2 separate regions of the Mus musculus genome follow, and region 2 is linked to region 1. Evidence: chromatin loops called from intact Hi-C (ENCODE). Cell type or tissue: left cerebral cortex. All regions are shown on one strand. Each heading gives the region's core, and the rest is flanking DNA. Links, peaks and the distances in the headings are about the cores only.

Region 1 (10,854 bases), core at 1,194-9,193:
AGACGACTCCGTATCACTTTGGTTTCGGCAGTTAGGGGGTGTTAAACAATAAATTAAGCAAACACAAGGAGTTATTTTTGACTCTCATAACATAGTAGTAGCCTTTTTTCCTAAAGAGAATCCCAGCCCAAGGTCACAGGTGAACATTTACTTGGTGGGGAAAACAAAAATCTAGTCCTACCACGCTAGTGTGTGTAGTCTTGTCCCCTTACCCTGTAAACCCCTCACCATTCTAACCAAGCCAAGCCGGGGAGATGGTGCTGTGTGGGTGATAGAGACCAGAGAGCCAGGGCAGCCACAGGGTGGCAGAGGGCAGCATTGGCAACAGGCTCCAACTCAACTGTTTCCAGACAACAGGGAGCAGCACGCTGAAATATCCACACGGCTTCATTTGAAAACAGCACTGCTTTATTTCAGAGGAAAAAAATAAAAGACCCTCCCAACCCAGTCCCCTTCACCCCCCAAAAAACCCGACCAACCAACCAACCAACCAAAAAAACCCCAATAATAATAACAATAATAAAAAATTCTATTAGAAATTATAAGGAAGCACTGAGAGTTTGAGTATTACATTCTTCAAGTATGTTGTTCGGATTTTTTATTTTTAAGTTGGTAACTATACACATATATATATAAAAAACAACCAAACCTTAAAAGTGCGGCCAAGGGATTTTGCTTAAAAGTTAGGATTAAGGGCTACTTCACAATACTGAACAGGATTGCGCAGTCATCCTATGGGCTTGATGCTCTTGCTTCCAATCCTGGCAGTTAAGAAAGGAGCAGGTTCAGAAGTGATCATACTTCAGGGTTAGCGTGAGAAAGCTAGGGAGATGCCTGTGTTCTTCCACGGCAGGGAAAATCCACCCTGAATCTAAAATTCCAACCTGGAATGTGGTGGGACTTCACAGTAGAGTTAGTCTGGATGAGGAGAGGAGCCAGGCAGGGTGGGTGTTGGGCCTGGTCAGGTTTTTGCATCTGTTTAGTGGGTTTAGTGCAGTTCTCCAAGCTTCAATTCAGAATGCCCTTCAGTGTGCTGCAGATTGTTCATGTTAAAGGACTGTTTCAGATTTGCATCCCAAGGAAAATCATGCTACATAAAAATGATCCAAGATTTTTGCCCAAAAAACTTCTTGGATAAAATCTAAAAAATACTATTGCAATTGCGTCTTTTGAAGAAAAAAACATTATCCTAAATGTAAACAGATTCACTCAACTCTCTTGTAGAAAACTTCAGAGTGGGTAATGCTGCTGTCTAGCTCTCTTGGCATGCACTCGCCAGACGGTGAAGAGCACTGCGTTCCATGCCAGCATCATCTGGGGGGTGAGAAGAGCCGGTCCACGTAGCTAAAGAGGGCATCCCAGTGCTTCCAAAGAAAGGCAATGAAAGCCACTAGGAATAAAGTGCTGAACGTCCTGTTGCGTGTCTTCATGAGGGGGACCACACAGTTGGCTACTGTTGACACAAAGACCAAGAGAACTGCCATGACAGCAAGGAGGATATTGATGAGTTTGCCCAGAAGGTTTCGGGCAGTGGCATTCTCCAGCCCTTCCAGTTGCACCACCTGCTGCTGTTGCTGCTGCAGCTCCATCTTGGAAATGCGGGTTTGACAGGCCTCCAGAGCCTCCTGTGGGCCAAACAGGGGATGATTAGGCTTCTACTCTCAGAAGTACAGCTGGATATGCCCTGGAGCCAGGTGCATCCTGAGCCACGACAACGATTTCAAACAGCTATATATAAGCCCTGGATATGAAAAGCCAGATGCACAGCACTCGCAGGTGACATTATTCCCATCCCGTCTACTGCACTCCTAGGAGAACAACTATGGGGAGCAGGGGACATACTAGGATTTATTTTGCCTAGAATTTATTTACTTAATTTATTTATTTAAGACAAGAGTCTCTTATATGCTCGCTACATAGCTGAGATACCCTGAACTTCTGATTCTTTTGCCTCCATCTCCTGAATGCTTAGATCATAGGCATGTGCCATCATTCCTGAGTGGCCTAGAACATTTTAATGAGAAGACCTCAATTATATGAATTTTATCCTTTTAGAAATTATAAGTCTAAGGTACACAAGACATATCCACGTGTTTGCCTCTAAACACAGCCTCTCAGTGTTCTCAGTTCTAGTCCCTGCTACTCTGGCAGCGCCGTCAGACTGGGACGCTTACCCTTTACCTGTATTTAACTGTACGTGTGGATTTGCCCAGCACGGGGTTATTACAGGCGTTTCCTACCATAACGTGCACAGTATTCTACTTGAACGGATCCATAACTTATTCCTTTTTATTTTCTCTCTCTCTCTCTCTCTCTCTCTCTCTCTCTCTCTCTCTCTCTCTTTCTGCTTAATAGAGGGTCTTGATCACACCATGTCCAAAATACATGGATCCACCTTATTCTTGTGTGTATAGACATGCACATGGACACGGGTGCATGTTCATGTGATGGTCAGAAGACAATTGTGGTCCTTTGGTACCTTTCACTATTTGTTTCTGACAGGGCCTTTCACTAGTTGCAACTTTGCCATGTAGCTGACCAGTAAGCTCCAAGGTTTTTCCTGTCTCATCTTGCCATTGCTGGGATAACAAGTGCATGACACTGTGCCTGGTTTTACATTTATTGCTGTTGTTGTTATAGTATGTGTGTGTTTGCATATTTGTGGGTGTGCCATGGCTAAGTATAGAGTTTAAAGGACAAATCTGAGGACTGAACTAGTTCCCGCCTTCCACTCAGTTGTCAAGCTTACATAGTAAGCACCCTTTTTATGTTGTGACTTCTAGCTGGCTCCCACGTCTGACTTTTTATGAGGGTTCTGGGAATCTGAACTTATGAATCAAATACTTTGCCAACTGAGCCATCTCCCTAGCTCTAGCTTATTTTTTTTCTAAGCTACTTACTATGCAACATTTCATAGTATGGGTATGTCACACTTTACCAGCAGTTAAGTCCCTCTATAGGACTTTTTTTTTTTTTTTTTTTGATATTTTTCCACTCTAACAATGATGTAGTGTGCTTCACTCACACATTACCTGATGTTTTTAGGTCAAAAAGGATCCATAATTGGAGTAAGGGAATTGTGACCCTGCTGTAAGGAGGGCACAGTTCCTTTTCAGGTCAGTCTCTGAGATGGATAGATACTATGATCACACTCTACTGAGGGCATTAAAGTGACCTGCTCTCCCTAAGGCCTTATGTAAACTGCATTCCACCACTCAGGAAACCAAACCTTCTCCCCTAGTAATGACAGACATCCTCCCAAGACAACTAGTGGTTGCAACCATGGGATTTTTTTCAGCCTTGAGTTCAATTTGGTTTCCTAGGATGTAAGGTAAGGTCCAGATAGCATCAGGCTGTAGCTAGCTCAAGAGTGGATAATGGATGCTACTCACTCCAGAACTAACTTGGGATGAAAAAAAATGTAAATAGGATTCAAGAACATAAAAAAAGATGTCAGCTGGGCAAACAGTCAGGACAGTACCTTGATTCCTATGGGTAGGTGTTCTACAAGTTCCTATTCTATATACTAGCTTCTTTCAATGTGCCTCATAAAACCGACCATGACCTCTGAGAGAATCTCCATAGAAACCAGAGAAACCCCAATATTTCACTTCTCCCCATAGAGAAGTGAAATCAACTGTTTACCTTCAACTTCACTGCTGGGATTTCTCACAAACCTACAAACAAACAATGGAGGATTCTCACAAGCCATGTAATGTGCCACCTGTTAGAGATTAGGGACAAATGCCCTTTATATAGAAGCAAAAGATAGGCAAGATGGCCGGGAGCACTGTCTGAAGAGCTCCAGGGCAGCAACCAATGATGAGATATTCTAATTTTTCTCAGGGACTGCTCTGTCTCTAAGACATCTGTCAGTATCTAGAGCTATACCTCCCCAAATGGCATGGACTTTACTGGGTCAAGGCAGGTGTGTTCCAACTGATAGGAACTTTTCTTGACTCTCCAGACTCCTGTCTTTGCCCATTTTCTTCCTTTCTTGTTTCTTACTTATTGTTCATACTAACCTGGATATCCCGGGCCCGTTCATATGACTGATAGGCGATTTTCTCTTCCATGCTGGCCAACTCCTGCTTTAAGTTCAGGATCTCATTCTGGTGCAGCTCTGTCAGGTCATTCAGCTGCTCTTCCAGTCGCTCACATCTAAGAAAGGAAGGAAGGTTGGAGTTTTAAACATTTTGCATCCTCCCTGATATAATTTAGATGGATTCCTAAATCCTTTCTATAAGAGAAAACAGAAGCCCAGAGCTTGAGCAAGCCCAGACTACTGTGTGCCAGCAGTTGTAGCTTTCAGTCTCCAGAAAGGCAGCTGTCACAGAGCCATCCTACAGCATCACGACTTTCCAGTTTTCTCCACAGCCCTGGTTAGCTCTGTGCACCTGTGATGCTGAAGTAGTTCTTAGTCTGCTCTGAGTATGGAGGAAACAGAAACTCATTAAGGAAATCTCATTGGGAGAGAATCAGTGAACAAATGGAAATGGACCTCCTCACTATTAGCACTAACTTATTTCAACACTTGATAACTTACTCACCCAGATGTTTGTGATTTGGAGCCCCAGAAAGCCAGAGCCAGTGGGGTCCATCATCCTCATGGCCAAGCAATGAGTGCTTGGGACATTTGTCAATCCACTTATTGAGAGTCTGCTGCATGCTAGGCATACTCAAAGTACTGGGTCACTGTGGTAAGCAAGAAAAAACATCTGCCTGTCGTTCATTCTACAGGGAAAGGGGAGACAGAAAAACATCAGTAGGATTTCATGTAGCCAAGACTGGCAGGGAGCTATGGTAATGCCTAGTGGAGGGTCAGGAAAGACTTCTTAACTCTCTTCAAGAATGAGAGAGAAAGCCTGAATGATAGAAACAGAAGCTTGGGAGGTGTTAAAACAGGAATGAGGTTGGTGTCTTAGTGTGGTGGTTTGAATATAATTGGCCCAGTGGGACTATTTAAAGGTATGGCCTTGTTGGAGTAGGTGTGTCATTGTGGGTGTGGGTTATAAGACTATCATTCTAGCTGCGTAAAAGTCAGTATTCTGCTAGCAGCCTTCAGATGAAGATGTAGAACTCTCAGCTCCTCCTGCACCATGCCTGCCTGGATGCTGCCATGCCCCCACCCTGATGATAATGGACTGAACCTCTGAACCTGTAAGCCAACCCCAATTAAATGTTGTCTTTATCATTGGCTGCCTTGGTCATGGTGTCTGTTCACAGCAACAGAAACCCTAGGACAGAAGTTGGTACCAGGGACTTGGGTATTGCTGTGATAAGCCTGACCAAGCTTTTGTTTGGAAGAATGTAGATTTTGGGACTCTAGATTTGGAAAGCAGTGGAATGCTTTAAGTGGGGCTTAATGAGAAATTCTAGTAGGAATATGGACGACTTTGTAGCTCAGAGTGATTTGAACTGTCCAGACCTGGCCCAAGAGATTTCAGTGGAGAAGAATTTCAGTATGTGGCCTACAGACTATTTCTGTGGTATTTTGAAGAATGTGACTGCTTTTTGCTCTTATTTGAAGAATCTACCTGAGGCTAAGGTATAGAGATTTATATTAATTGCATTGGCAAAGGAAATCTAAAAAAAAAAAAAAAAAAGCCCAACAGAGATTTTGTTCTCTGGTTTAGTCTCATGACTAACTAAAGAACACTTTGATCAAGCATAGCAAGCTTAAAAAGAAAAAAATATAAAATGTATGGTTCAAGAAATAATAAAGGGGCACCAGAAAGAAAAATGGAGCTGAATCCTGTGTTCAAGGAGATAAAGAGGATAAGGAAGCTGTGCTTACCCAGTTAAGCTTATTTGTGTTTTGCAGTTGAACAAGGAATAGTTTTGACTTTTAATATGAAATTAACTATAATCCAGAAATGGAGTAGTGCACTTGTGATCCAGATCTTGAAGAACAGTGATAATGAAAAGTTTAGGCCCAGGCATGGTGGTATACACCTTTAATCCCAGAATTCAGGAGACAAGAGCTATGTAGATCTTTGAGTTCAGGGTCATTCTACAGAGCAAGTTCCAGGACAGCCAAGTTTAGGCAGTGAAGGAGTTGGAAAACAGAAAACTGGTGATAATGTAATAGAACAAGGGGGCTATGCTCCAGCTCCAGCAAGGAGCAGAACTCAGAGGCTTCAACCATGCGGCTCTGGCTTTAGAGTCAAAAATAAAAGGCATTACTTGGACAATTCATATAGGTTAGTTGGAGCTAAGAAATTAGCAGTGATTAAGAGACCAGTATCACTGAGGTGAAATCTTCTGGGAAGTATTTTCTGAGAGCACAAAGAAGCTGTGTTCCAGAGATAGCCAAGGCTGTACTTTGTGCTGTAGCTGGACTCAGTAATGTATAAGAGTCACTCTAGTGGTACTGGTTTTGAAGGTATGAAGGGGTCATGGGGAGCAGCTGAGGCTTGGCACTGTGAGAGGCTAAGGAAGGCCATTAGTGAAGGTGCAGCTTCAGTTGCAGCTGACAGCCCAGGACTGAAGGGGTCATGCAAAGAAGTTTGGCTTGGCATCATGAAGAGAGCCTATGAGAGGCTACTGGTAAAACCTATTTGCAGTGGAAGACCCCAGTGTACTGGAGATGCCAGTACCATAGGATGATAACCAAGAACAGAAGCAGCAGTGGGGTGGAATCAACCAGAGCCCACAGTGCTACAGACAGCAGAGCTGGAGAAGTGATGCCATCCCTTTGGAGGACCCCAGAAGATCATGTCTAGATCCCAGACATCGCAACAAGAAGCTGTAACACTGAAGTTGCCTTGGAGACCCCAAGATGTTCAAGATGCTAGAATCATGGGATATCTGCTGAGGAAAGCTGCTAACAGGGAGTGGAACCAGCTCAGGAGAAGTTTGTTGCAGTCAACAAGATGAAAAAGAAGTTGGAGATTTGAAGACCATTTTGACATCAGTCATGGAGATGCAGAGTTTGGAGTTTGACCAGCTGGTTTTCTGTCTTACTTTGGGGATTACAGTTAAGAGATTGCATGAATCTCAGAAGAGACTTTGAACTTTGGACGTTTAACACTGTTGAGACTGCTATAGACTATGGAGACTTTAGAAGTTGGACTAACATATTTTTTATTATGCTATGGGTAAGTATGGCCTTCATAGACTCATGTGTTTGAACCAGCCTATGGGGGCCAGGGAATGGAATGTGGTGGTTTGTATATACTTGGGCCAGGTAGTGGCACTATTTGGAATCTCGGCCCTGTTGAAGTAGGTGTGGCTTTGTTGAAGGAGGTGTGTCACTGTGGGGGTGGGCTTTCGATCTCATACATGCTCAAGCTAGGTGAGCTGTGGCACTCACTTCTTTTGTCTGCAGATCAGAATGTAGAACTCTCAGCTCCTCCTTTAGTATCATGTCTGCCTGCATGCCACTATGCTTCCCACCATGACAATAATGAACTTAACCTGTGAGCCTATAAGCCAGATCCAATTCAATGTTTTCCTTTGTAAGAGTTGCCTTGGTCATAGTACCTCTTCATAGCAATAAAACCCTAAGTATCTTAGTCTGGGTTTCCACTGCTGTGAAGAGACATCATGATCAAGGCAGCCCTTATAAAGAAAACATTTAATTGGGGCTGGCTTACAGGTTCAGAGGTTCAGTTCATTATCGTCAAGGCATCCAAGGGCATGGTGCATGAAGAGCTAAGAGTTCTACATCTTCATCTAAAGGCAGACAGGAGAATACTGGCTCCACGTCGTTAGGAGGAGGGTCTCATTGTCCAACCCCACAGTGACACTCTTCCTCCAACAAGACTACACCTATTCCAACAAAGCCACACCTTTAAATAGTGCCATTCCCTGCCACTCAAGTATTCAAACACACTTCTACTGTGGGCATTCCTATTCAAACTATCATATTTGGCATATGTAAGGGCTGGCGTCTGCCTGAGAAGCTACAAAATGAAAACAGAGAATGTTCCTGGGAGGAAGGCTAGTTTTATTCATCTTATTATCTCTAGTGCACACAAGCATACACATACATGTAAGCCTGCCTGCTTGCCTTTTCTTTCCTTTCCTTCCTTTCTTCCTTTCTCCAGTCTCCTACCTTCTCTTCTTTCTTCTTTTGGTCGTACAGTGGAAGGAAGCTATCACTATGCATGCCTGGCAAGGCCTCTATTACTGGACTACAGCTACAACCTTACTCTTATTACTACTCACACCTATGATATACAAAGTTTTGTATTTCTTTTTAGCCCAGGATGGCCTTGAATTTGTGATCCTCTTGTCTCTATCTATGAATTCTAGGATTTGTGGCATCTATCACCATGTGTGGCTGAGTTTATCCACTTTTTTTTTTTTTTTTTTTTAATTTTCAAGACAGGGTTTCTCTGTATAGCCCTGGTTATCCTGGAACTCACTCTGTAGACCAGTCTGGCCTCGAACTCAGAAATCCGCCTGCCTCTGCCTCCCAAGTGCTGGGATTAAAGGTGTGCGCGACCACTGCCTGGCGAGTTTATCCACTTTTAAGGAATACAAAAATTTCTCTAAGATAATTTTATGTTGCAGCATCTGTGTTTCTCTGTGTCTCTGCATCTTTGCATGTGTGTATGTGAATGTGGGTCTGTCTGTCTGTAGCAAGCAGTCCATGAGAACACATATGTGAAGGTCAGAGGAAGATACTGGGTGTCACATTCAGCTCTTCTCTGGACTCGGAGCAGCTCATTAATCAGCTAGACAGCTAACCAATGAGCCTCTGGGATTCTTTTGTCTCTGTTCTAGTAGAGCTTGGGTGACAGCACCTATGCAGCCAAATATGCCTTTTATTTTTTATTTCTTTAATTTTTTTCTTGAGACAAGGTCTCACTATATAGTCCTGTCTGGTCTGGACCTTATAGAGTCCCCGAGTGCTGGGATTAAAGGCATGTGTCTCCATACCTGACCTCATATCTGTCTTTTTCACTTGAGTGTTGAGGATCCAAACTCAGCTCCTAAGCTTGCATAGTGAATATTCTTAGCCAGAGTCACCACTCTATTCTCTTATCCCTTTTTAATTATCATATAATAAACAATAATTATATTCTATTTACTTCTACTCCTTAAGAAATAAACTTTAGGGCTGGTGAGATGGCTCAACGGGTAAAAGCACCGACTGCTCTTCTGAAGGTCATGAGTTCAAATCCCAGCAACCATATGGTGGCTCACAACCACCCGTAACAAGATCTGACGCCCTCTTCTGGTGTGTCTGAAGACAGCCACAGTGTATTTACATATAATAAATAAATAAACTTTAAAAAAAAGAAATAAACTTTAATTTAAATAATCAATCTGATCATTTTATCATGTTATTAAACCCTATTTAGTCCTTCTTTACCCTCGACAGAACGTCTGTTGTGCTCTTTCCATCCTGCTGTTATAGAACAGCACCCCCTATGCTTGTGGACCTCTGCCTTTTCTTCTCATCGTCTCAGGGATTCTGGGACAGGTGTCAGCTATGGACGTGATCTGCTAAAACTTAAATTCATCAGAGACTGTAAGGTTTTACAAATATACTATGTTTTTAAACTATTTATTTTTGGTACGATGTGTGTGCTAGAACTTAGAGCCTTATACATACTAGGTGAACACTCTATTAAATAGTCTACTATTTTGAATGTGTAGCTTTCTTCATTGCCTTTGTTTACCAAAAGGGCATTGAAATTTAAAATAGTATTCTTTTTTTAAAAAGATTTATTTATTTTATTTATACAAGCACACTGTAGCTGTCTTCAGACATACCAGAAGAGGGCATTGGATCCTATTACAGATGGCTGTGAGCCACTATGTGGTTGCTGGGAATTGAACTCAGGATTTCTGGAAGAGCAGTCAATGCTCTTAACTGCTGAGCCATCAGCCATCTCTCCAGCCCCTTAAAACGATACTAACTCCTGGTCTTGCCGGGGTAAAGCTCAGTGGTAATGTATATTTAGTGAGCTCTGGGTCCAACCCAAAACCAAAAGCCAGAGTAATTCTTGGGCATGGTCAGTAATTGGAGCTAGGAAGGGAACAGGGTGGTGGCGTCTAGTAGGGTGCATGGTGACAGGGCTGCACCACAGTCTCTTGAATCACAGCCCATTTCACATACTTTCTGGTGTTTATATACTACTGGGTGTTGGGTGTAGTGAATCATGACTTTAATCCCAGCACTTGGGAGTTAGAGGTAGTAGATCACTGTGAGATCAAGGTCAGCCTGGTCTACATTGTAGGTTCCAGGACAGCCAGAGTTACATAGTGAGACTTGCCTTGGAAAACAACAAAACAAAACAAAACAAAACAAAAAAACCATACAACTGTCCCCCTCCCCCAGCCCCTCAAAAAGATCGCTAGAACATTTTATTGTGAATTAAATGTGGTTCATGTGCTTGAAGAGCAGACTGGAAACAGCAGACAGCTACAGCTGCCTCAGACACTACTCTGCAAACCCATCAGGGCTCCTGGAAGGTGGGAGGCGTTATCTTCTCCTCAGAAGAAACAGTTAAAATTCAGAGATCCTAGAGCTATCTTCTAAAGCCACAGGGTGAAGGAGGAAAGATGTGAATCCAAGTTTGACTTTTAAAAACCTACATTTTAAAACTCTATACTGTTATGCCATTTTGAAACTAGATAAGAAGTCAAGATCTACAAGGTCCTTTAAAAAGTAAAAAAAAAAAAATCGGCCGGGCCTGGTGGCACACGCCTTTAATCCCAGCACAAGGGAGGCAGAGGCAGGTGAATTTCTGAGTTCGAGGCCAGCCTGGTCTACGGAGTGAGTTCCAGGACAGCCAGGACTACACAGAGAAACCCTGTCTCGAAAAACCAAAAACCAAAAAAACAAACAAACTGAGGCATGGCAAGGTGGGTCAGACACTTGCCCACCTCACAAAA
Region 2 (10,854 bases), core at 1,934-9,933, 83 kb after region 1:
TGAGGATTAACTTAACACTTAACAACCTTGTTAGGAAGCATTTCCTTTACATGGTCAAGAATTTATTATTATTTTAAACTTTTAAGCTGTCATCTCCATTACCAAATCACTTCACGGCAACACTACACATATATCTTAATTATATTTCTATTTCAGTATATCTTACTGCTGATTGTATTTGCATATGAGAACCATTCTCTACCCTTGACATAGGTGCATGTTCAAAATGTATCTTATTAAAGTTCTCATTTACTGCATCAGAATGCCATTAGTATTCCTATTTGGGTTTTGTAATTCATCAGAAGTATTTTATATATTATACTTGATGAGTTCAAATTTCAGAATGCATAGTGATATGTGCACAGCAACCAGTCACACAGCACTATCTGATTTAAGCCTCCTAAAACACAAGTCAATGATTATCAGGAAAATGCAACATTTACCTTCTAATAAAATACAAATGCAAAGTATTTCATTTCAAACTAAGAAGTTGAGCAGTATATAGATTTAACAAGGACAATTTAAATGAAAGGGACAAAAAAAAAAAAAAAGAGATGATGACAAAAAGAGATGCTGCATGTCTACTGCTTGGAAGCACCAACCCAATACTGACTCCCAACCTATATACTTGAAGTTGTAATCACATAATACTGTATCATTTGCTGTATCCACAGTGTTTATCATTGAGAAGGCAAGTTTACTATATTTTTTAAAAATAGTAGAGGCTAGTGAGGTGGGTCAGTGGGTAAGGACACTTGCTGTCAAGTCTGAAAACAATCGTGAGTTTGAACCTTAGGACCCACATACATGGTGGAGGAGAGAACTGACTTCCATGGTTTGTCCTATGACCTTCACATCTATACCTTGCCCCTATAACACACAATTTTTTTTTCTTTTTCTTTTGAGACATAGTTTCTCCATGTAGTCTTGGCTGTCCTAGAACTATTTAGAGCAGGTTGTCCTACAACTCATAGAAACCTGTCTGCTTCTGCCTCCTGAGCACTGGGATTAAAGGCATGTGCCACTACTGCTCAGCCACACACAAATTTTTAATTGTAGTAAAATAAACATAACATGATTTAGCCCCACTCCGTGTGTGTGTGTGTACTACATGCACATGAGTGTGCGAGTACATATGTCTATCGAGAGGTAATAAGAGAGAATGCCAGATTATCTTCTATCACTCTCTGTTTTATGTCCTTTCAGACAGGCTCACAGTTCTGGTTATAATGAAAGATAAGTGAACTTTCATGACCTGTCTCTCTCTGCTTCAGTGCTGGGATTTCAGAAGCACCTAGTCATTCCTGGGTTTTAATGCACGAGCTGGGAGTTCTAGCTCAGGTCTTTATGCTTGTAGAGCAAATGCTCTTAGTCACTGAGCTACTTCCCCAGCCCTTTATAAAGAATACTCATAAATGATGTTAATTAATCTATTCAGTATAGTAATAAAAGATCCATTTTATTTTTATTGATAAGAATACATTTACAGTAAGATTAAGAAAGTCATGTATGCCACTATATACATACAGCCAAAAAAAATTCAATAAATGACTTCTGAAGAAAAAATAGTTTTTACTGAAAATTCAAGTTATTATGAATAATCCATATTTTTAGAGAATAGCTATAACTCCAAAGTTTCTTTTGCTGACAACAAACTGGTAGCAAAACAGGACACTATGAAATGTGGAAAGGGTATTTGTGGACTAAAATATCATTAGTTGCTTTATACACCTAGATTGTTCTCAGCAAATCAACAACAAAACTGGGAAGGACCTTGGCACCAAACCTTAGTATTCCCTTTAAGGGCAAACTCAAGGCATAACTGCACATATTTTCTGGGTTTCCACCATATGAAAGACTTACATATAACAAAGTTCTCAGATGGAATGGGAAGAAAATCTGGTATGGCGGCAAGAGAAATCATCAAGATTGAAGGTACATAAAGTACTCTGAGTGCTTAGCATGGTGTTGCACACCTATAATCTCAATTCCAGAAGGAACTACCAGGTAGACAGGAATGGAGAAAGGGAAGGAGGGCATCTCTGAGGTTAACCACTTTGAATGAAAATATGAAACCTGAACTAAGTGGAATCTATTCAGAGTGTGTCTAAAAGGTAAAGCTGACAACAAGCATTGCCTTATTTGTTTTTCTTTCATGTAATAAAGCTAAAAAAATTATATATGTTTACATAAACAAAGAATTAAAAAACAAAAACATGCTACCTTTGGATGTAGGGCTGTGATTGCCATAAAAAGATATGGTTGGAAGCAAAATCTCATTTATATTTTTTTTTTACTTTTTCAATGCTGAGAAATAGTTATCACTCAAAAGTAAAATCAAAAGGCACTGAAACATCAATCAACTTATGAATCAATAGGAGAACTAAGTGAAATTCCCACACTGGAAGGTGCTAGATCATTTTGGCTCATCTAGGAGATGTTGAACAGTTTCCTTAGTGAATTTCTCTTTAGTAACGTACAGGGGGGGAAACTAGCAAGGAGGAAAATGATCTGAAATAGCAAAGAAGCTGGGATCTGCTCAAGGAGCTCAGCAAACACACTTTCTCGGGATAAAGAGTTCTTGTTTGTTCTGACATCATGTAGTCCTGTTTGGTCTAGAACTAGCTACCTAGAATAGGAAGCCCTTGAATTCACAGAGATCTGCCTGTGTCTGCCTTCCAAATGCTAGAAATGAAAGGTACTAAGAGAGATGAGCTTTACTCCTCCTGTACCTTTATGTTTCCCTTCTTTTTTTCTTAGCCCATCGGTGAACAATGAATAGTCTACAGGAATCACATGGCAAGTGAATTCAGGATCAATAGACATGGAGGTTAAATCCACCACAAACCTTTACAAATATTTCCTTCCACAAATTTTCTGACACAAATTCCTATTAAAACACTGAGATATTAAGAAAATTATATTCTTGTACACGATTCTTTTTGATTAGCAAAACTACTTGTATGGTAGAGCAGAGGTAGTGAGGTCTTTAAATCTCAGTGAGCATGGGAAAAATTCAGTGACATTCTATTCAGGTTCTTCCTCATGCTCAAAGTGCCTTACAAATGGTGCTCACCACTGAATACCACTGAATCAAGGGCACACATTCCCTAAGGCTTTTTCACAACCATTTATAACAAGAACTGAAAACACCGTTAAGGTGAGTGGAAGAACTGCTCTGCTCACCCTGATTCTATGTAGACTGTACTCCCATCCCTTCCCTGATTCTCTATAGTAGACTGTGCACCCATCCTTCACCAATTATATGTAGACTGTGCTTTCTTCCCGTCCCTGATTCTACGTAGACCGTGCTCCTACCCCTAAGTGCCCCTGTGTAAGTACGTCACAGTAACACACAATAATCACTGAGGAGTAGTTAAAGCTAAAAATAATAACCTGGAGAGAAGCATCAGCAGCAAAATATCCAGAATAGAGTTATATTCTAGTTAAGTGATTATTGTTTGGCCTTAGCTGTTAAGACTTTCCTATGCAGCAGTGTCACAAAAATCCCTATAGCATCTACTTATTACATGTACCAAATCTTTGAAAATACACCACTAAAGAATACTGAAGGAATAACACAGGATTCTTCTTCATATTGTTTAGGAGAAATGGCGGCCTTCTGTGCCTCCACATGCAGGCACACAGGATGGAAGACACATTTCAATATTCCTAAAGTCCCCGCCAGGTTGACACATGAGGCTCACACAGCTGAGGCTGGGCAAGTGTGGAGCTCCTTCTGCTTCAGTCACACTGCTGTCACCTGTGGGCAGCTAACATTTCCTCTCAGGATCCTAACACATTGCAAGGTTGATAATTCTGATTATCAGTCAAAAAAAGTTAAGAATGTCTACAGATGGACTGTTTGTTTATACTTCTGTCTACAGGGAATGAACTGTGGCACAATTTAGCCACCAACTGCCATGTCTTTAAAATAAAGCCTATGAAGAACACAATGGTTTCTGAAATAAAGTTCACCTCTTACCTTCTCTTTCCACACAGCCTCTGCATTAACTAAGGATAGAGCTAAAACTACATACGGGCCCGCACCCACGAGAGCCCACCGATAAAAACTACCTTTTCTTAAAGGGCACTACACTTTTTTATTTTATATTTGAAAGTGTTCCGTGAAACTGACTTTTTAGAACTCTCTAAAGAGCTGCTCCACCAGCTTCCCTGGAAGGCTTCCTACACACTCTACTAGGTATCTAAGTCTCTACACAACCCCTCACCTTTAAGATTTTCCTGTGGCTTTTGGCTTCTTCAACTGTTTTGTGCTTTTTTTTTTTTTTTTTTTTTTTTTTGAGTTTAGTGAAATTTGTATGAAAGTCCTGATTCCACAGAGCAGGCAGGCTTTCTTCTGTTGATTTACAAGCTATTATTTTGCTAATTAAATATATACATCTGACCTACAATTACTACCTACCCACATTCTTCTGAAACTGTCAGGGGTAAATATGACAAGTTGGTCCAGATTTGAAGATGACAGCTACAGTTTTAGGGGCATACAGCCTGGGGCTGGCAGTGCAGGCAACCTTCAGCTTTGTGTCCATCAGATCAAAGAACAAAAGGCAGAGCTTCCTCCCCAGACCTTCCTTAGCACCAGAGAAAGGCAGGCTTGACATAAAAGTCCCATCAAAAAAGGAAACCCTGCAGAAGCCAGAGTTCCCAGTAAGACACACCAGAAAACTGACCCACCTTGGAGAGCTGCCGCCTGAGGCTAAAGCGCTGGACCATGGTCGTGAGGATCTCCTAACAAAGCGATCTACCCAGAAAGGGTGTCTTTTTCTTCTTTTATTAAAACACAGCTTCTTGGGGGAAGTCACTGGCGGCACATTTGAAGGCTGACAGAGTTCGATGCATTCCCCAGGAGTCTCAGCAAACTTGGAAGCACTTCATTGTTCTGCGGAGACAGCACAGCCTAGGAGCGGCAGGCGGGGCGGATCCCAGCCCAGTGCCAGGCTCTCCCCGCACTTCCTGTGTCAGCTGGAGGGTCCAGCCGTAAGGACCACCCCTTCCCCTCCCGCCAACCTTCAGGCAGGGTGCCGGGTACCACCTGAGCCTCCGGTCTTTGCTCTTGAGGCGGAGGCTAGAGGTGGGTGGCACCTGCCGGTATGGCAGCATCTGCTGCCCGGTTCGAGAGTCAGAGCCCGGCCTCCACCCAGGTAATCCCTGAGAATAGAAGGGGATGGTGGCGAGGGGGAAAAAGGAGGTGGGAGCGCCAGCCGCCACCAGCTCCAGCTCCAAACGGAAACTCCTCCCAGCTGACTCGCAGCTGTGCGGCTTTGTCTAGTATAATTGGCCGAGCCTTTCCTCTTATTCACCGAAAGGCTCCAGTGGGAAGGAATGTCAGGTGCAGGGAGCATACTTGGACGGTGACTACAACTCCGGGCTCAAGTTAAAGGGTAAGGCGGCCTCCAGAGGTGAATGCCTCTCTTGTTGGAACAAAGTATTTTAAAAAACTGGCGCACAAATCAAATAGACCAGCTTAGAGTGCATCTATTCAAATAAAGGGAAACGGAAAGTGACAACCTCAGGGGAGATCCAAAGATCGCTGGCCACTCTTCTTCCTCTAAATGAGCCAGCCTCTTCTTCCAAATGAGGACAGAACTTGGTATCCACGGGTTTAGTGCCTACAGTGCTCTCTATTTCTGTGTGCAGGACTAGGACCTGTACTAGGTTTGTGGCTTTGGTAGGTGTAAACTCCAGATGTACAATCAGAAGTCACATCTACTGTCCCACTGACTTCTCAAAACATCCCTTTCAAGTTTGTGCTAGAGGACTTTTCAGACAAATTAGGAACCTTCTCTAAAACCTCAATATAATTATTATATGTTATTATATTCTTCAGTCAAGAAAAGTGGAAAAATTAATTTGAAAACAAAATCAAGTTTCTTGCAAGGCTATTCTTAATTACTCCAGTTCCCTGCACTGGCTTCCAATTACTTACAAATAGAATGCAAGATGCTCTCATCTCATTCTACAGAGACATAGTATCTTTGACATCACTGACAAGTTACACCAAATTTAAACCAAGGCAGGCTCCAAAAACATAAATCTTGCCTCTTAAAAGTCATAAATACAAAAGGGTTTTCCTGCTTAAAAAAATAATATAAGTTTCAAAGCTTAAAAGTAACAACTTAGAGCAACTATGACTAATAGTGGAAAATGGCCCATATTTATGATGTAGAGTATGCAAAATAACCTGAATCTGAAACAAACAGATTAAAACAGTGGTTCTCAACCTGTGGGTCATGACCCCTTTGGGGATTGTGAGACCCTTTCACGGGGTCACATATCAAATATCCTGAATATCAGATATTTATTACATCATGATTTATAACAATAGTGAAATTACAGTTATTAAGTAGCAATGAAAATTATGCTTGGGGGGTCACCATAATATGAGAAATTGTATTAAAGGGGTAGAGCAGCATTAGCAAGGTTGAGGCATACTGGATTAAAATAATTTCAAAGTGCAAAGTTAGTTGGCTTAGAGTGAACTTCTGCAGAAATTGCTTTTTCTTCTCACAGAAAATGAAATAGTCTCTGGAGCTGAACTTGGTGACCCATCACCTCTAATCCCAGCACACTCAGGAGATGGAACAGAGAGGATCATGAGCTAAAGTCAATTTGGACTGTACAGTGAGATCCTGTCACCAAGGAAAAGGAAAAAATAGTCTGCTTGGAAAGAGGTGTGTGTGTGTGTGTGTGTGTGTGTGTGTGTGAGAGAGAGAGAGAGAGAGAGAAAGAGAGAGAGAGAGAGAGAGAGAGAACGAACATGTGTGTCAGGAAACATGGTGATCTAAAACCAAGCCCATATTACAGTTTTAAGATTCTTTCTATTCAAAAATAGAAATGGAACCAGGTAAAAAAAAAATGTCAAAAGACAACAGACAGTACACATTAGGTATCAATCATGAACAGAGGAGGGGAGGAGACTAGAGATTAAGTTCACTGTTAAAGCATCCAGCACTGGGTAGCACTGGGTAAATAAAAAGGGAGAGAATAAGAATCTTAATTGAACTGAAAGGAATGTAAATGCTTAATGTTCCAAAATATAAGACTTAGGGTTAAAAAGATCAAACTTGATTGCCTTTCTTGTGGAAACTCATTTGTTTGCCTAGTAAAATAAAGCCTAATTGCTTTGATGCAACTAATTATGTTAAAATATCATTATGAATGAATGTGAAACCTAGTCCTTAGTTTAAAAAGTAAAATCTTAACTACCTGAGCCACTAGGGAAAAAAAAAAAATCTCCAAATCTGGCTTATTTTGTTCTGGTTTGTTTTGGTTTTGTTCTTGTTTTTTTTGTTTTTTTGTTTTTGTTTTTGGATGAATAGACTATAACAAAGGTAACAAAATAACATCAAGAGAGACACAAAAGACCACAGCTTTATAGTCAATCTCAATCTCTCTCTCTCTCTCTCTCTCTCTCTCTCTCTCATATTCTAGTACTCAATTAACAATGCCCTTCTTTTTGTAGATTGTGAAAAAAAATCGGCAACACTTAACTATTTCTGTGGAAAAAGAGAAGAGTCCTCCATAGGATCACTAGAGCCCCACACCCTTTGTGAACTAGTTAAAGGGATGAACTCAGTTCCTGGAGCAAAAGGTGATGACTATGTTAATGACCATCACAGTATGTAAATACATTCCAAATGGTTCAGATATCTGGAAAAACACAGACTCCATAACTAGATTATAGCCCATCAGGAGTAAAGAAGATGAGTATCAGTCATTTAGCAATTTTGTTTTCTGCTTGTCTTTGAAATTTCTGCCCCAACTCTCAATATTTTTCTCTTACTTGTCAAATAATCTACTTCTAAAGCTGGCAATAGTCTTTGTGTATATCCTCAGTTTGGCTAAAAAAAACTTGTAGATTTTTATTACTTTGTAGAAAAAAAACGGATTCCTTTTGAATCACACTTAAACACCACCCTTATAAAGGCAACATGTAGCTTTAGTTGTTTTTCTATTCACGTGTAAATATATATCAAGAAACAAAGAAAGTAGATGGGCATAGCATATGCTTTAATCCCAGAACTTGGAGAGGCAGGGCACATAGATCCTAGTGAGTTTAAGGCCACTCTGCTCTCCCCAGTAAGCTCAGGAACAGTTTGAGAACTTGAACTTCCACATTCTACGTTACAGGGGAGTTATCTAAGCCGGACACACCTAACGTACTTTAGCTATGTACTTTACCACTTTGGTGTCCTGTCTTAGAGTTCTGTGAAACAAATTGTATTCTTCCAACTCCACTGCAGATTTTAACCAGCCTTTTGTGAAAATCTAGTAGAACTAACTGCAGAGCCAATTATCAATCAATCAATCAAATTGTAAGAGCATAATTATTCAATGTAAGACTTTATTATGCAATACACATCATTTCAGAGCAAGGACTTCTGGATGCCATACATTTAGGAATGGGATGAAACACTCTTAGGAGCGTTCAATCTGGGACAATGGTGCTACCAGGGATAGGAGGTATAAACAGTGATGAACTTTGGTATATAAAAAGTCTGGAAGTTTGAATATTCAAGTTTCTCTAAGAATTTTGTAAATGAATGAGAGCAAAAGTAGTTCATGAGACAGACAGTTTATTCTGGCATAGGTCTGTGATCCCAGCACTAGGGGGACTGAATCTAGGAGGGTCAAAAGTTCAAGTTCAAGACCAGCCTGAGCTATGTGAGACCCTACTCAAAAGGAGAAAGGCAGGGGGTGGGGGCGGGGGGCACAAGAAAAGACAGAGGTATGAAATGGTTGTTAAATATCTGTAGAATAGGAATGTAAATGCTAATAAAATTTACTAATTTTAAATTTGTACACATATGTAAACTAATTTCTAAAAACTATTCCAAAAGAAATATGATTCTTCATTATCTGGTTTTCAAGCAAAGGATGAAATCGATATTTAGAAATCTTCATCAATAATGCTACCAGTTGTAGGGTTTCTTATGCAATCCAAGCTCTGAGGTGATACTGATTTTTGTTATGTAAAAACAAATTTGCTGTGATAATCTCCTAATAGGTAACAGATACCTGAAGCAAATTAACTTCTGTAATTTGTAAAAGGCCAAGAAACTGTCAGTTTTAAACAGCCCTGGAAGAAGCACAATTCATTAAGCTGTAAGAAGTTAAATTATGTTCATAGCCAAAAAACTCCCAAAAAACCAAACCAAACCAAACCAAACAAAAACCAAAAACCAACCAACCAACCAAAAACACCCTGAGAACCTAATAGCAGCTAAGTTAAGGAGCAGCCACACTTACTAGGTTAAGTTAGTTCTTTTTTTGTTTTTTTGTTTTTTGTTTTTTGTTCTTCGAGACAGGGTTTCTGGCTGTCCTGGCTGTCCTGGAACTCACTTTGTAGACCAGGCTGGCCTGGAATTCAGAAATCCGCCTGCCTCTGCCTCCCAAGTGCTGGGATTAAAGGCGTGTGCCACCACCAGGTCAAGTTTTTATGTTGATCTCTACATGTTATTTAAGATACATTGAAACATTTGGCTTTTTTTAAATTTAATTTTATTTGTAATTCATTTTTTACTTTCCATATTTCATTCCCCATCCCTTCCCATCCCACACCTCCTCCCCATTCCACCCCAACTCCACGTGGATGCTTCCATCCCCCACCCCACCTGACCTCTAAACTCCCTGGGGCCTCCAGTCTCTTGAGGGTTATTATTTATTTATTTTAAATAAAAGCAATGTTTGATGCTGGGCATGGTTGCACATGCCTTTAATCAAGATAAACTCATTCATAAACCAATTAGAATATTGTAGTAAGTTGATAAATTTCCATTGGGAGCTTTTATTTTTTTTAAATCTGCAATTAATTTTTGAGTACTTAGCTGTTATAATCATTGTAATCCACATCCTTTATTATGAATTTGTGTACATATGTACTTACAAAAACATAATTTTACTGTAGTCACAAATTTGTTGGTTTGGCTTTCTAATCCAGCTTATACTGTATCTTCTCCAACCCTCCCATCCCCTGGTTCTTCTCACGTAGATCAGGCTGTCCTAGACCTCTTTACCTTCTTGCCTCAGCCTCCTAACTGGTTTCAAACTCCTTTCTAAAAAAATTCAATATGCTGAATTAACTGGGGAGATGTTGGCCACAAAATAAAAAAATTTAGTTAGATAAGAAATCTGTTATATAATAAAATATGGTGCCTAAAATTAGTAACAATAATTATTTTTCTGTAAAACAAATTTTAAGTGTTCTTTCTATAAAAAATATAGCTGTGGTAATATCCATGATAATAAGCTTACTTCATCTATTCCACAATATGTGCATATATACATATATCAAAATACCACTGCATATGATAAAATGTTTAATTTTGTCAATTAAAATACAAAATAAAATGTTGAAAATTAAAAATCCAATAATTTACTCCTAAGCTATTCTCAGTACATATGGCCTACATATTTTCCATATACCATTTTCTGTTGCTGTCAAATATCTCACAGCATGGGCAAAGAGCAGTCTACCTAGCCACTCTGAATGACCTTTAGAGTTTTCCCACATTTCTGCTCCTACAGACAACACTTCCTATACAAGCCTGCATGAGCCAGCTTTTCTTCATGGCTGATACTAAGATAGGACCAAAACTACAACTTAGTTTTTCCTGAAACCTCATCCATTTCAGCTTCTCATTATTTCTGCTGCTTCTTAACTCACAGAGATGTCTGGAAAACTGATACAAGTGCATATAGTTCTCACACTATATATGAGCTACTTGACTTTCTACTTTCACTTGGTTTCTCATGCATTAAGGATGCCTCCCGTACAAATTAAAAATGAGCAGTTTGTGGGTTGGAGTGATGTGGTTAAAAGCATTGGCT

The links. Hi-C counts contacts between places; a loop is a spot of excess contacts. Peaks named below come from ENCODE experiments on the same cell type or tissue, not always from the same donor. Only the 100,000 strongest peaks of a DNase experiment are listed, where the experiment ranks them.
Region 2: it touches region 1 in a loop (2.0-fold over the local background); 6 of 42 quality-filtered maps call a loop at or near these places.

Annotation. Positions count from the first base shown.
Region 1 is chr6:116,020,777-116,031,630 of GRCm38, forward strand. It overlaps Tmcc1 (transmembrane and coiled coil domains 1), which reads right to left. Exons shown (of 6, transcript NM_177412.1): 5 at 4,026-4,161; 6 at 1-1,625. The coding sequence ends at 1,311. Among named protein-coding and RNA genes, the nearest start is that of Plxnd1, 31 kb to the left of the region's middle. In left cerebral cortex, for the core only: no CTCF peak of the experiment used is centred there; a DNase peak (open chromatin) is centred at 4,945.
Region 2 is chr6:116,102,614-116,113,467 of GRCm38, forward strand. The region is part of intron 3 of Tmcc1 (transmembrane and coiled coil domains 1); the gene reads right to left. Among named protein-coding and RNA genes, the nearest start is that of Tmcc1, 85 kb to the right of the region's middle. In left cerebral cortex, for the core only: no CTCF peak of the experiment used is centred there; DNase peaks (open chromatin) are centred at 4,961 and 5,230; H3K4me3 peaks cover 1,828 bases; H3K27ac peaks cover 1,224 bases.